2 separate regions of the Homo sapiens genome follow, and region 1 is linked to region 2. The links are chromatin contacts, found by Hi-C or POLR2A ChIA-PET in ENCODE. All regions are on one chromosome and are shown on one strand. Each heading gives the region's core, a stretch centred on a gene start or an enhancer-like site at or near the end of the contact. The rest is flanking DNA. Distances are from core to core; before and after follow the strand shown.

Region 1 (7,429 bases), core at 2,997-5,496, 37 kb before region 2:
ATACAATTTTTTTCTCAAATGTACATTTTCAAATATTTTCTCCCATTCTGTGGTTTGCCTTTTTTTGTAAACATTGTCTTCAGAAGAATAGTGGTTTTAATTTTGATAAAGTTCCACATATTAATACTTTCTTTTATGGTTAGTGGTTGTTATGTTCTGTATGTGAGATATTTGTTAGATTGAGATTGGATATGTTTTCTTCTGGATGTTTTATAGTGTTATCTTTTACATTTAAGTCTATGGGTTAACATTTGTGTATGGTTTGAGGTAAGGGTCATAGGATATCTGATTGTTCCAGCACAATTTATTTGAAAATACTGTCTTTGAGCCATTGGCTTACCTTGTCACTTTGGTTGAAAATTAGTTGGGCATGTACATGTGAGTCCACTTCTAGACTCCCTAATCAGTTTTTTTGATCCATGTGTCTGTCTATATACCAATAGCTCATTACCTTGATTATTGTAGCAGTTTAGTAAGATTTAAAATCAGGTAGTGTTAAATCCTCAGACTTTTTTCTTTTCCAAAATTGCACTATTCTAGATGCTTTAAATTTTCATATAAACTTTAGAATCAGTTTGTCAATTTCTACAAAAAAATTCCTTTTTTGAGTCTAAAGATCAGTTTGGAAATAACTGACATTTTATAACTATTGAGTCTTCTTATCCATGAATATTATTTATTTCTCCATTTATTTGAGTCTTTTTATATCTCTCTGCTATGTTTCATGCTTTTCAGCATACACATCTTGATTATATTTTGTTAAGCTTATCATTAGGTATTTCAGGTATTTAATTTTTGTGTGTGCGTGTTGTAAATGTGAAGTTAAAATTTTTTTTTTATTTTCCAATTGTTTGGAAATACTGTTGATATTTAAATATTAACAGTATCTTGCAACTTTGCTAAGCCTTCTTATTAGTTTTAGTAATTCTAGTAGCTTTTTCATATTTCTCTTAAGATTTTCTATATAGACAATCATGTCTACAAATAAATAGTTTTTCTTCTTTTCCAATTTGGATGACTTTATTTGCACTGGCTGTGCCTTCTAGTACAATGTTGAATAGGAGTAGTTGAGAGTGACTATCCTTGCTCTGTTCCTCATCTCGGGGGAAATGTCCTGTCTTTCACCATTAAGTGTGATGTTAGCTGTAGGTTTTTCATAGATTTAAAAAAAAATCAGATTGAGAAAGTTCATTTTTGCTGAGAGTTTTTATCATGAATGAATGTTAAATTTTGCCAAATGCTTTTTCTGTGTCTATTGAGATGATCATAGGGTTTTACTTTTATTTTATTAATATGATGAATTACATTGATTAATTTTCAAATGTTAAACTAATCTTAAATTCCTGAGATAAATCCCACTTGATCATGATATATTATCCTTTTAAAATATTGTTTGATTTGTTTTGCTCATATTTTATTAAGAATTTTTGCCTTTATGTTCATGAAGAATATTAGCTATAGTTTTATTTTCTTTTAATGTCTTTGTTTTTAGTATCAGGGCAATACTGGCCTCATAAAATGGATGGGAAATGTTCCTTGATTCCTATTTTATAAAAATATTTGTATAGGATAGGTATTATTTCTTACTTAGGTATTTGTTAGAATTCATAAGAGAAGCCATCAAGACCTGGATTTATAATTGTGAGAAGATTTTAAATTACAATTGAATTTGTTTAATAGATATAAAGCCTTATCATATTTTATATTTCTGCTTGTGCCAGTTTTGGTAATCTGTATCTTTTGAGCAATGTGACCACTTATGCAATTTTTCAAATTCATTGGCATATACGTGTGTATATTCTTCCCTATATCGTTCTTTTAATATTTGTAGGATCTGTGATGATGTTCTCTCTTTCATTCCTGATTTTGGTAATTTGTGTCTTCTTGCTCAGTCTAGAGTCTTTGTGATTTTATTAATCTTCTCAAAGAGCCAGCCTTTGGTTTCATTGGTTATCTCTATTGTTTGCCATTTTTGGTTTCTTTTTACAGGAGAGGAAATAGTAGTGATAGTTTACCCTTTGTCTCAGTGGTAAACAATATTAGATAACCATAACAATGTTAATACCGACTCAGGAACACATGACTCATGATTATGATGTAACCCCATTTTGGAGTATGAGGAAAATGGAGGAGGAGAAGTAGTTTATGAAAACAATATCCTTATCTTTCTAATAGGAAGTCAATAATACACTAAAATAGATTAATCAACAAGTTGCAGAATAAACGTATCATTTTGAAATGTGAACGTAAATACTGGAAGAAAGAGAGGAAGGAAAGGAAAATGGTAGTATTCAGCAAGAAAATTGGGGAGTTAGGTCAGAAACTTTTTTTTTTTGTATTGAGTATTTGACAAAATATATGAGTGTTATTATGTTGATAAAATAAAAATTAATCTAACACTTCAGTATCAGAATGGGAAAAAGTATGGCTGGAAAACAAGGTTTTCCGAGCCTGGGAGAGGTTACAGACATGATCTCGGGGAATATGCCGTGACTTTGAGTAGTGTGGAAAGCCGCCTTTTATTTTCAGTTAGTTAAAAAAATTCTGCATTTGTTGTATTCTGATGGAATTATTATAAATGTGAAGTTATAAAGCCTGTTGTAATTGAATGAGGAATTGCCACATAAATATGTCCTTAACATCATATTAGATAGTTCTTTACAGTTTTCAAGGAGATTTCATATACATTGCCTTCTTTAAACCTCACTTTAGCTCCGTGAGCCCAGTGTTATTATAGACAGCATCTTCAGTTTGTAGCTGTGTTTCAGCTAAAAGATCTGCTGAGGGTCACACTGGTGGTAAGTACCTGGGGATGGACTACAAACTCATCACTGTCACTAAGAACTCCATAATATACATAGTTGAATCACAAAACAATTTTAAACATGTTGATTTATTTATCTGCTTGTTTTCATAACTATAACCTGATGACTTGAACAGTTGGTAGCAGGATAGAACATATATTGATGTTGCTTTGAATACATTTCAATATCTGTGCAGCAATTACTTGCTGTGTGACCTTGGGAACATTATTTAATTTATCTGAGCCTCTTTTTCTCCACCTGAAAAAGGATATTACTACCTTTCTCATAAGGTTGTTCTTCAGAGTTAACGTAAGTAAAATGCTTATGACAGTACCTAGAAGTTAGTATGGACTCAATAATTGCTTAATATTAGATCATTTTTGTTAACTATACAAATAACTAAGATTATTTGATAATTACTGCCTGCTATCTTTTGTATGAGAACCGCAATACTGCCTCACTATCAAATGATGATATTGAGTTCTCCTAGTGAAATGCTCAGTTAAAAAAGTGACACGTTCATATGTGAACATCAAAGTTAAACTGAAATTACTTTAAAAATTAATTTACTTTTGAAGATCACCTTCCTAGTAATGTGAGTCACTAAGAATCTGAGTACATAGATATAAATCCTGCTTTTGTAAGATAGCATATATGCAGAGAAAAATGTGGATAAGTACATATCAAACAGTTGACAGTGGTTATCTCTAAGGATTGGGATCATGGTAGGGGTGCATTGATCTAATTTATTTATTGTTTTTAGTGCTTTTTTAAAAAATAGAAAGCATATACTGCTTTTATTATCTGAAAAAATATGATTTAAAAATGTTTATGTAAAAAACAAGCCTTACAGAAATCACAGCCTTATCAGAAATGTTTGACATGACTTGCCCCACACCGGCTTCTAGTGAAATGCTCTGAGATCTCCCTGAGGATTGACATCCCGCTGACAGGTCTCTAGTTCTAGGATTTCCAAAGGTACCGATGAACCACTTGTACCATAGAATTTGCATCTGGTTTCCACGTAGGAGGTGTGTTCTGTGGGGCTCCCTGGGCTTGGTAGGCAAAACATTTTAGGAACAGAGAAAATGTGTTGGCTTTAAAGAAGAGATTTCACTGCTGGTCTTTCCAGCTATGACCTGTGACCGGCTGTGGGCATTACTGTAGTCAAAGCCATTTTAGTTAAACATATTTATAAGCAGAGTTAAAAAGGGACTGTGGCTGCTATCTCACACCCCAAGATGACATTCAAGCTTTGCGTTTTCAGTTATTCCTAAAGTTATTTCTAAAACCAATGCTGCACTCAATTTTAGTCTCTCTCTCTCTCCCCTTCCTGCCCATCCGGGGTCTAGCCAAAGCTCCCTTCCTCAACTCCAGCTCCATCTCTCCAGGTTTTCCCTCTGCCCGGTTCTCCCGGGAGCGAGAGGGGGTGGGGACAGGCGGCTTTGGCGTCAACAGCAGCACGAGCTGCGGCTTCCTGCCTCCCCAGGCGGCTTCGGTTCCAAGGGTGCCTGGCTGCCTAGCGTCCCGCAGTGTCCAGGGCTTTCAGACCTCACCTAAGGTCCTAAAGATGTCCTCATTCTCCAGAATGGCACTGCCTCTACCAAGGAGGACACTTTGAAGTGTTGGTCCTGGCTACAGGCGCCCTCTGCTACTGACTGGTACCTGTGAGTCTATATAAAAGCCATAGAGCCAATTCCTCACACCCTCAGCAAATGAAACCTGCCCGTGGGATGCCCTTTGGCTTTTATTTCACGAGTGATCAGAAGCTGGCTACCGCCCTGGTGGCAAGTGTGAGCTTACTGTCACTTACTGTCTGGGCAGCAGTTTATGACATCTGTATGGTTTTAACTCTCAACCTTTACACTCTCTTGAATAACAAACTTGAAAAGAGATGACTCCCGGGAAGAACCTCCCCAATTTTGTTGTTGTTGTTTGTTTGTTTTTCTTCTTTGAGATGGACTCTGACTCTGTTGCCCAGGCTGGAGTGCAGTGGCGTGATCTCGGCTCACTGTAACCTCTGCCTCCTGGGTTCAAGTGATTCTCCCACCTCAGCCTCCCAAGTATCTGGGATTACAGGCACCCGCCATCATGCCCAGCTAATTTTTGTATTTTGTATTTTTAGTAGAGATGGGGTTTTGTCATGTTGGCCAGGCTGGTCTTGAACTCCTGACCTCAGGTGATCCACCTGTCTAGGCCTCCCAATGTGCTGGGATTATAGGGCCAAGAACCGCCTTTCACAGGAATTGAGAACATTTAAAAAGGATGTCATAGGCCATGTTCCGAAGAAAGGGAACCTTATGAGATTATTGATGACAGATTCTGAGGAATTAGCTGAGCTTTCTGATGGGTCATCAGAAATGTGGGTGGGAGACAAAGGCTGTTCCAAAGTGTTCCAGGCCAAGGTCAGAGCAAAACTCGTGCATGTGTTGGGTATCTGGCCCCATTCGAGGTTGCTTTGGCCGGACGTGGTGGCTGACGCCTGTAATCCCAGCACTTTGGGAGGCTGAGGTGGGCAGATCACGAGGTCAGGAGTTAGAGACCAGCCTGGCCAACACAGTGAAACCCCGTCTCTACTAAAGATACAAAAATTAGTTGGGTGTGGTGGTGTGCGCCTGTAGTCCCAGCTACTCGGGAGACTGAGGCAAGAGAATTGCTTGAACCCAGGAGGTGGAGGTTGCAGTAAGCCGAGATTGTGCCACTGCACTCCAGCCTGGGTGACAAAGTGAGACTCTGTCTCAAAAAAAAAAAAAAAAGTAATGATGATAACAATAATCAACTAATGTTTACTGGATACCTGCTATGTGCATGACCTTACTCATTTGGGTCTCACCACAAGCCTAGGCGAAGAAGCCCAAAGCACGTGCCATCCAACATCCCCTAGTCTAGTCCTTATGCTTGCTCTGATGAGATGAGCACAAGGCTGGCTGCAGAGGAGAAAGTTCTTTCCAAGGCTTAAGGTACCCTTTATGTCCTCAGCCTTTATTGAGGGTTGGTGTGAGAAACAGCCCTGTGACAAACATCTCTGAAGGTGTTCTTTATCTGTTATTGACTGCGGTCCATTTCCTTGTCTAGTGGCTTTAAAAGAAAACCATATGTCATAAATTCCTTTGGGAGTTAAAGGTTGTTTCTCTTGATGGTTTTTTGTGCTTCCTTTCATTAGACGGATGTCTTGGTCTAAGGCCTAGAGATTCTGATTCAGTGCGTTTGAGTAGGGTGAGATGACCAGACTTTGAAGATGCCCCCTCCCTTTGAGTCCGAGGCACAGCCAGGGCTAGGAACCCCTCCTGTGGCTCTTGGTCAGCTCCCCCTGTAGTCCCTGATTGGGATCACAGAGCTAAGATTTGTGCTCCTTTTACCTAGGTTTTCTGACAGAATTTTTGCACCCTTTTCATGTCTTGTCTCTTTTCTTGTCTCTTGTCTCTTGCTGTTTTGCTTCCCTTCCCTTAATATTTTTAGAATTCATATATCATTTATTGTAAAATACCTTGTCTGCTTTCAGCATAAAACCAAATGAATGAAAGAATGGGTGTCATTCTCCACCTAAAGTTTCCAACAGGATTTTCCTTAAAACACCTCCTTATTCTTTCTTTCTGTCATTCTTTCACCTACTTTGCTGTTTTTAATTAATTGCTTGACAAAGTAAACATTTATTTACTTTTGAAAGACACTAATGTATTCTAAAGGGAAACTGGCTCCCTCTCAAATGTCTGGAGCCATCATAATTGTGAAGAGACACTGTTCCAGGAGAAGTAGTTCAACCTTGAGATAATGAGAGGGTTGTCTGGAGAGGACCATAATGAGTTCAAAGGAAGGTGCTGGAATAAATGCAGACACAGAGGTTGTTAATGCAATGTAGAGATTGTCTCATCTCATGGCCCTCCCACCCCATTCCACTGATGTCAGTTTAGTTACTTCCCTTGCTTGCGGTATGTCAACATGCAGCAATTATTTTGTTTTTGTTAACAATGATAGGACTTCAGTGCGATGAACTTGGCCTGCATCCCTGAATGCTGCATTTACAACCAGCTTTCCTTGCTTGACAGCAGACTTCATTGAATAAAAAGAGGCAACTCCAAAGGTTATTGCAAGATTACAGCATAGCAGGTCTGGACAAAGGCACTGTGGAATGTGGGAGGATGACTGACTGGGGCCTGGAGGAAGTGACATTGGCTTCAGTGGGGCACTGTAGAGTCACATAGTAATGCACATGTGACCAGCTGCAGGTGTTTGCTTGATCCTATCTTCTACATAAGAAAAAGAACTTTAAAAAAATCATTTAGTGTGACAAAGGCTTCAGTACCATCAGATTATTAAAATTATCCTACTGATGGAATGGTTTTTAAATTAAATTTTGTGTAATGTTGACAAACCTCTATCAATATAGCAGGTTTCATCTGCTGCTAATCAGCATAAGTGACTTACAACTAAGTTAATCAGCCATTTTCATTCCAGAGGTTGATCTTAATCCAACTGTTTATTAATAATTCGAGTGCCCCTCTCTCTGTTTTCTGAAGGAATCGGTTGTTTATACTTTTCAAGTCCCTGCTCCAGGTTAACTTTCTTTTTCTTTTTTTTTTTTGAGATGGAGTCTTACTCTGTAGCCCAGGCTGGAGTGCAGTGGC
Region 2 (7,858 bases), core at 4,635-7,134:
AACTGTGAGAAAATACGCTTCTGTTGTATAAGCCATCCATTTCTGGTACTTTGTTATGGCAGCTTTAGCAAACTAATACAGATTTTAGCAGGATTTAAAGCTTCATGGAAACAAAACTTCTCCGACAATTGTCTTCATCCCTAAGTTAATCAGCCCGAAGTAAATCCCTCCATTTTTTTAAAAAAGTTTTTACATTAGATTAAATGATTATTATTATTATTTTTTGAGACAGGTCTCGCTCTGTTGCTCAAGCTGGAGTGCATGGTGCAATTTCTGAGTGTTCTCTAAGCTCAACTTATGACGTTCCCTTGTTAACTTTGCCAAGATATTTTTGGCTTATTCTCCATTTTGGTCACTTCAGGAGTCAGGAAAGCAAGTCCGCAGTTTCCTGGTCCCCAGTGGCTGGGGCAGCTTTCAGCCTGTACACCATCTGCTTCTATGAAGACAGCTGGGCAGAGAGTTGGAGGCTTCTTATGTAAAAGATGTGAGGTTTGTGTCATGGGCTGCCACTTAAGAGGGTTTTGTTGTGGTAAGAGCTGAGCATAATAATTTTCTTTTTGATGAAAAGGGAGACCAGGCATGGTGGCTCATGCCTGTAATCCCAGCACTTTGGGAGGCCAATGCAGGTGGATCACCTGCGGTCGGGAGTTCAAGACCAGCCTGGCCAACATGGTGAAACCCTGTCTCTACTAAAAATACAAAAATTAGCCGGGCATGGTGGTGGACGCCTGTAATCCCAGCTACTTGGGAGGCTGAGCCAGGAGTATCACTTGAACCCAGGATGCGGATGTTGCAGTGAGCCGAGATCGTGCCATTGCACTCCAGCCTGGGCGACAGGAGTGAAGTTTTGTCTCAAAAAAAAAAAAAAAAAAGGGATATTTCTAAAGATGAAGCACGTGGAGAAACAATGTGTCCAGACCAGCTGTGGACACCATCCCAAATTCTTGCAAATACTAAAGAAGGTGTGTTAAACGTAGTTCAACAACTATGAGGTTGGTGCCAGGATCCTTGACCAGGGAAATATGGGCGTGGAGACACACCAGACTCATCTGAACAGGTTGCTGAATCTGATTAGGAAGGAATGCGTCCCTGATTGTACAATGCCTGGAACCCCCTGCAACGTCACCCAGGATACCACCATTAGCTTGTTCTTGTCTCAGTGAAGACCATACTGTCAGGTGTTCTACAACCTTGGATGTGAGAGAATGTATAAAATCTGGGGCTCTTGGGGATGGATGATGCTGAAGCCCGGAATTAAAAAATATCCCCTGGAGCTCGGTGTTTACTTCTCCATCCTGCTCCTTCCAAGCCAGAATCCTTAGTTACCACAATGCACAGCCCGGCAAGCCCTTGCCAACAGAAAGAGCATGCAGTTGTTTGCTTTTTGAAACTTAGGACTACCTCGTCTGCTGACTTGCCTACATCACCAGAGTTGGTGGTGAGAGGTGAAGCCAGCTGGACTTCCTGGGTCAAGTCGGGACTTGGAGAACTTTTCTGTCTTGCAAGAGGATTGTGAAGTGCACCAATTAGCACTCTGTAGTTAGCAAGGGGATTGTAAAATGCACTAATCAGCACTGTAAAAACGCACCAATCAGCACTCTGTAGCTAGCAAGAAAATTGTAAAATGCACCAATCAGCGCTCTGTAAAACACACCAATTGGCATTCTATAAAATGCACCAATCAGCACTCTGTAAAACGCACCTATCAGCAGGATCCTAAAAGTAGACAATTGCAGGGAAGATTGAAACAAGGGCATTCTGATAGGACAGAAACGGAACATGGTGGGGGACAAATAAGGGAATAAAAGCTGGCCACCGCCCCCACCCAGCAGCGGCAACCCACTGGGGTCCTTTTCCACGGTGTGGAAGCTTTGTTCTTTCCTCTTCACAATAAATGTTGCTGCTGCTCACTCTTTGGGTCCATGCCATCTTTAAGAGCTGTAACACACACCACCAAGGTCCACGGCTCTATTCTTGAAGTCAGCAAGACCACAACCCTACCGGCAGGAACCAACTCTGGACACATCTCGGGGGACTAATTTGTTCAGCTGGAGTGGATTGTTTTTCCCTGGTAGGAAAGTGTTTAAGACTTCCCTATCCAGAGAAGGCAGAGAGGGGTCTAGTGGGGAGTCATTTAGCTGTATAGGGGTGGTCTTCTGTTATAGGGAGAGGGGAGTTTGATATGTGGGAAGGGCTTCAAGTACAAAATGCTCTCAGGAGTTGGGGATGCCTAATGAACTGGATTCATAGATGAGAAAGAAAGGAGAGGGGCACTTCATCTTTCATGGTACAATCAGGAAACAAGTTCCTCAAAGTGGTTTCAACAGAGAGAAATTAATGCAGGGAGTTGGTTGCCCAGGAGGAGCTGAGAAGGCACACAGCAGATGGTGAGGCAGGTGAGAGACGAATAAGGCAGGAAGCCTCCACCAGCTGTGGCCTCAGAGGTGGGATTAGCCAGAGACCAGAAGCTGGGGCACCAGGTGGAAACAGAAACCAAACCAGGGCTGCTGAGTGGGAGCTAGAACCGTGGAGGAGGGCACTGTCTGATGGGAGATGGAGCTACTGTCCGAGATGGTGCTAGAGGTAAGAGGAAGAAATACCCTCGCAGGTCCTTATTTCCAGCACCTTTTGCTCGCACAAATTTCTGGAAAGCCATTTGTCAAGGAAACCAAGAAGGGAAAATGAGACGAAGGGCCCAGATGGAGCTGAGAGCCAACTAGCAGGTGACTGGCATGACCCTGATGAATGAGGTATTGTGTTGGGTGCCTTTAAGGGGCTTCTGTTGTGTGACCATGATGTCATTGGAGATCAGAAATGTGCATTTAGCTGTTTAAGGTCACATGAGGGCAGAGGCACATGTGAATGTGGGTTCTCTGGGTTGGGTTCTCTCATGCCATGGTGATTACGGTTTGCCCTTCTGGGGAGGAAGCAAACAACTGTCTACACTCTTTGTGGGCAAGAGCTTGCCAGGCTGTGCTTCATGGTCACTAAGGATGCTGGCTGGGAAGGAGCAGGATGGGATGCTTGGGCAGAAGAGGGATACAGCTGAGGAGTTGCAGGTGGGTCATGCAGGTGGGTGGTGGTTTAGTGCTCCCGCCTGAGCTTCATGGGCTCTCTAGCCCAGCTGAGGTCAGGTCGAGTACCCAGCACCCTGTGATAAAAGGAGGGCCTGCTCATTATGGTGACATTTCTTTCCGTGGTAACTGTCTGAGCCTTTTGCTCTGGACTGAAGATAAAAAGCCACCTCTTTGTGGGAGGAGGCCACATAGACAGGCCAGGGCTGGGAGAACAATGGGCAGGTACTCCACTGGGTTCCCAGCAGCAACATTGTAGGAGCAGCCATGTGAAAAACGAGAAAGTGGGTTTTGGCCATGGTTTGGGTTATGGAGGGAGAAAGTGAGGGAAACCTCCAGGTCATGCCAAGATTTCAAAGCAGGAGCGACAGCTCTTTGGCCCAAGTGCAGGCACAGCCCTTGTTGTAATGCTGTCTGCCAGGCAACGGCTACATTCTGGGAAGACAGAGGCAACCCCCAAATCCTTTGAGCTCATCTCTTTTTGACTCACAGATGGATCTCCCCCATGAGCAACACTTTGTGGAGTTTTGGAATGGATTTCGTGTTGCAACAGTGTTTTCTAGCTGGTTGTCTAATTTAAGTGGTGAGTCTGCAGAATGTCCAGGGAGGATTTGAATTCAGATGATAAGGCTGCATGGATTGCAATGCTGACAGATTTATGCACAGCATTGCAGGAAGGTCTCCAAGTCACTGAAAATGTTTCTGAAGGTCACTGCAAACTCTTTGCGTGGGACATAATCTATGAAAGTTTTGAGTTCTCCTTGTTTTCTCTAGAGTAATGATTCTGAAATACTGTTGCTAAGTGGTCAAAGCTACTTTTCTCAGCCCTTTTCTTTCTCCTCTCATTTTCTGTTGGTTCCTTCTGGAAGGAAGGAGAAGCATTTTCTCACTGAAGCAACATCTAAGTTACAATGCCTCATGCTCACCATTGCTCCAGGCCCCAGGGTGCTTTGCAGTTATGCAGTCCTGTCTAAATGAGTGCTCCAGTGGATGACAGAAAATGCTGCTTCAAAGATGTTAACCTGGATGCATAGAAAATTTTCTTGTTTTTTTGTTTTTTTTTTTTTTTTTTTTTTTTGAGACGGAGTCTCGCTCTGTCCCCCAGGCTTGAGTGCAGTGGCATGATCTCGGCTCACTGAATAAGTGTTGACTATAGAAAAAAAGAGAAAATTAGAAATGGTACCTTGACTCTACACTTCTAACAATCGCAGTCTGCTGTATTCTGGTAGTTTCCTGATGCGAAGGACGTTAAGCAACGTGTGTGTGTGTGTGTGTGTGTGTGTGTGTGTGTTTTAAATCTAGGATTGAATACAGACCATCTATTTTGGGTCTGAATGACCCAGTCTGGCAGTGGGTGATCTCATTCCATTGGACAATTTGGTCCAAAAAGCATTTCATTAATTACACTCAGCGCAACAACTTGCCCAGGAATCTGCTTCTGTGCTTGGAGAATAATCCCACTTTATAAACAATCCACTTTATTTAGCACAGGCCTTCAAGAAAACACCAGACACTGACATGATGAATTGCTCTCTTGGGAGCACGGGTGGGTGAGACTGGGGAGGAGGATGGGAAGTGAGAACTTGGTCCGTTTACCGGAAGACAGCAGCACACAGATCTGCTTGCACCCTGTACCTCATTGTCTAGGATAACAGGATTCCACAGCCTTGCCCTGATAGAAGCAACTCGGCAATTAATGGGTTGATGGCCCACAGTCCTTCCAAGGAAAACCCATGTTTGCTTGCTGCAGCCACGTGGACAACAGGCAGGCTCACCACAATGCCTGCAGGCCCTTCCTGGTCTCTCAATTTCACTCCTTCAACAAGCGTTTAGCAGATGCCTCCTCCTTATTACCTTCTGTATTAGGTGCTGGGGATACACTGGGAGAAGGTTCTTGTTCTTAAGGAACTTCTGATCCTACAGCAAGCCAGTGATGAGGGGAGAAGTGGTAGAATGGGGGGGATTCACAGCATGAGCACACAGAGGAGGGATACTCACTATGGGGCAGGGAGTGGAGGCTGGTGCTTAGTCGTCAGCATTCATTCTCTGGAACTCTGTGGACCCGTGCTTCTATATTTGCACATAGTAAGTTCTAATTTAACCATGAATTTTGGAAAAACCGTGATCATAGAGTTTCTTTCTCTGTCTTCCTTTCTCATCTCTTCCTCCTTTCTCTCTCCTTATGAACAGCGGTCTTTTCAAAGTTAGCCCATAGGATTGGGACCAAGCCTGAGATTCCAAACAGTGTTGGAGAGGGTGGAGTGTAGAGAAGCACCTGAGTCTCATGGTGAAGTTAGAGACAGGGACCCCGAGGCCTGGCATGATTGGAAGCAGGGCACAAAGATGAGTGTAGAGCAGAGGCCAGCGGGAGGGTAAGGAGCCTGGAGGTCAGGAGGCCTGCAGAGGGGAGAAGAGCAGAAACAGGGTCGGGAAGTGCCCCAACCCAGCAGTCCCTGCCTCCGCAAACAAGACTTGCTGGACACCAAGGCAGCCTCCTGACCTGACTTGCACACCAGTCACACACTTGCCTCCCAACAGGAATGACTAGACTCCGGAGCTCACCTGAGGCCTGCAGGTAGGAGCTGGAGAAGGATGAGGTCGGGGCGAGGAGTTCGCGGAAGCATTGGCAGGCCTGGACTCTCCTTTGCGCTGTTTCGTGGTTTATTTCCCAGCTCTAAACAAGGACGTCCTGCAAACTTCTGATGGGTTTGGTTTTGTGGTAACTTCTTAGAGAGCTCAGAGCATCAAGGAAGAACATTTCCTCAGGATGCTGAGGCGTGGACTGGCTTTCATCTCAATTTTCTTCAGCTGATTTCCTTCAATGTTGTTTTTCTCTTTTGAACAAAAGAATATGCTGTTTGTTCGGTCACATGGACTTGTGGTTACTCACCCGTGGAAGGAGGCCACCCCTCGAGACTCTGGCAAGAGCAGGGGAAATTCCTTTCAACACCAGCCCCGAGGAATTCTCATGATCCTGGTTTCCATTTTGGTCAAATTAAAGATGAAAGGACTCGATCCAGCACTGAGGAGGACGATAGTTTTGATTCTGAGGGAGACACAGCTAGATGAAAAACCAGGCTAACCTTTTATCTGGTATGAGAGTGGAGAGGCACATCCTGTGACAAATTGAGCATCCATTGTGTGAGGAATTCCTGCTTCAGGCCCCATCTCAGAAATCAAAGCCTTGTAGGTGAGGAGAAACAACCGTGAGGCGGCAGGTTTATTTATTTATTTTCCCACCAAAGTCTTAGATAACTTTACTGGGTGCCTGCCTTCTTTTTGGTTTTGTGTTTGCATAATTTTAGAAATGCCATTAGGAATAGCTGCTTTCCTAGAGAAAGTTTCCAGTTGGTAAAAACAGGACAAGCTGTTTTCGATAATCATGAACCTTTTCATTTGAAGGGTTCTTTTCCATACTCCTGACTCCCACCACCTCTGATATAGGTAATTCCATGAACTTTAGCACTTCTTGATTTGGTATTCTTTAAAAAATTTTAAATTGTGGCAATATACACATAACATAAAATTTAACATCATATCCAATTCTTTTATTTTTAAAAAGATTTATTTATTTATTTGAGATAGGGTGTCGCTCTGTTACCCAGACTGGAGTGGAGTGGTGTGATTACAGCTCACTGTGGCCTCAACCTCCTGGGTTCAAACAATCCTCTCACCTCAGCCTCCTGAGTAGCTGGGGCTACAGGCTCACGTCCCCACACTGTTTAATTTTTTAAATTTTTTGTAGAGATGGGATCTCACTATGTTGCCCAGTCTGGTTTCAAACTCCTGGCCTCAAGCAGTTCTCCTTCCTTGGTCTCTGAAAGTGTGGAGATTATAGGCATGAGCCCCTGTGCCTAACCTCCGGAAGTCTTTCCATCCTCCCGAACTGGAACTCTGTACACGTTAAATCCTAACTCCCCACTTCCCTAGCCCCACTCTGCAGTCCCTGGCATCCCCTTTCTACTCTCAGTCTCTACGAGTTTGACTAATCTAGGACCTTATATAGGTGGAATCAGCAATACTTGTCATTTTGTGACTGGCTTATTTCACTTAGCATAATGTCCTCATAGATTTGGCATTCTTTTACTTTGTCTTTAAAATACTATTTCCTCTTAACATCCAAGGGCTAACTCATTTAAACTTTGGAAAGGTCATCAATAAAATTTAAAAATATTTCCTAAGCCTGGAAATTGTAAAGACAAGTATGGATCTGTGAAACACCCTATTGCTTGCAGCAGAGCGGAACATCTCAGAGGTGAAAAACCAAGTGAAGAAGAGGCTCGTGTTAAGTGGCGCCAGCTGGGAACGTCCTGTACAGTAGGGCGCTGAGCCCTCAGGCCCGCAGCCAGGGGTAGGGGATTCTCTGCAGATGTGCCCTCCTCATGGCTGGTGCCGGTGGTCACGCTGCTCTCCTGGGGCCGTGGCGACAGCTGTCCATGGAGTAGGGCTGGCAGCGGCTCTGGAGGGAGGCATCTGCCCGGGCTGTCACCGGAGTGAAAGAACAGGAGGCAGCTGCGCAGAGGCAATGGCAAGGACAGGAGCAGAGGACACAGAAAAAACACCCTCGATCTCCTTGTGTGCTTTCCCCCAAAGCACAGGCCCCAGCCTGGTCATCGTGCCTCCCCAAAGTCAGGGAATACCCCAGAGGCTGTTCCTCCTCTCCGTGTTCAGGCCTGGCAGTCTGTTCTTGGACAGAGAAGGCTCATGCCAAGGCAGCTGCCCGGCAGTGTCACACGAATGCTGGAACAAGGGGGGCTGGGTGAGGACACCAGACCATTCATCTC

The links. A loop is a pair of places that touch in the nucleus more often than their neighbours do. ChIA-PET counts read pairs that join two places held with the same protein, here RNA polymerase II (POLR2A). Pooled maps may share reads with other maps.
Region 1: a loop to region 2 is called in a map of posterior cingulate gyrus, with 2.8 times the contacts of the local background. The contact joins the enhancer-like site here to the promoter of KU-MEL-3 in region 2. A Hi-C loop is called at or near these places in 5 of 168 maps with a recorded cell type or tissue (PC-9, dorsolateral prefrontal cortex, endothelial cell of umbilical vein and 2 more), 1 of 37 single-sample maps with no recorded cell type and 4 of 50 pooled maps. POLR2A ChIA-PET finds 5 or more read pairs at or near these places in 2 of 52 experiments (AG04450 and MCF 10A).

Annotation. Positions count from the first base shown.
Region 1 is chr6:4,644,593-4,652,021 of GRCh38, reverse strand. No RefSeq gene overlaps it. Among named protein-coding and RNA genes, the nearest start is that of KU-MEL-3, 38 kb to the right of the region's middle. RefSeq lists a silencer at 4,073-4,367 and an enhancer at 4,073-4,367. Within about 2 kb of position 4,246, at least 11 of the 41 ENCODE cell types and tissues checked have a DNase peak (open chromatin) inside an H3K27ac peak, as active enhancers do; they include dorsolateral prefrontal cortex, where a contact is called at or near this core.
Region 2 is chr6:4,608,591-4,616,448 of GRCh38, reverse strand. It overlaps KU-MEL-3 (a long non-coding RNA gene), which reads right to left and starts at 5,884. Exons shown (of 2, transcript NR_122107.1): 1 at 5,637-5,884; 2 at 4,530-5,471.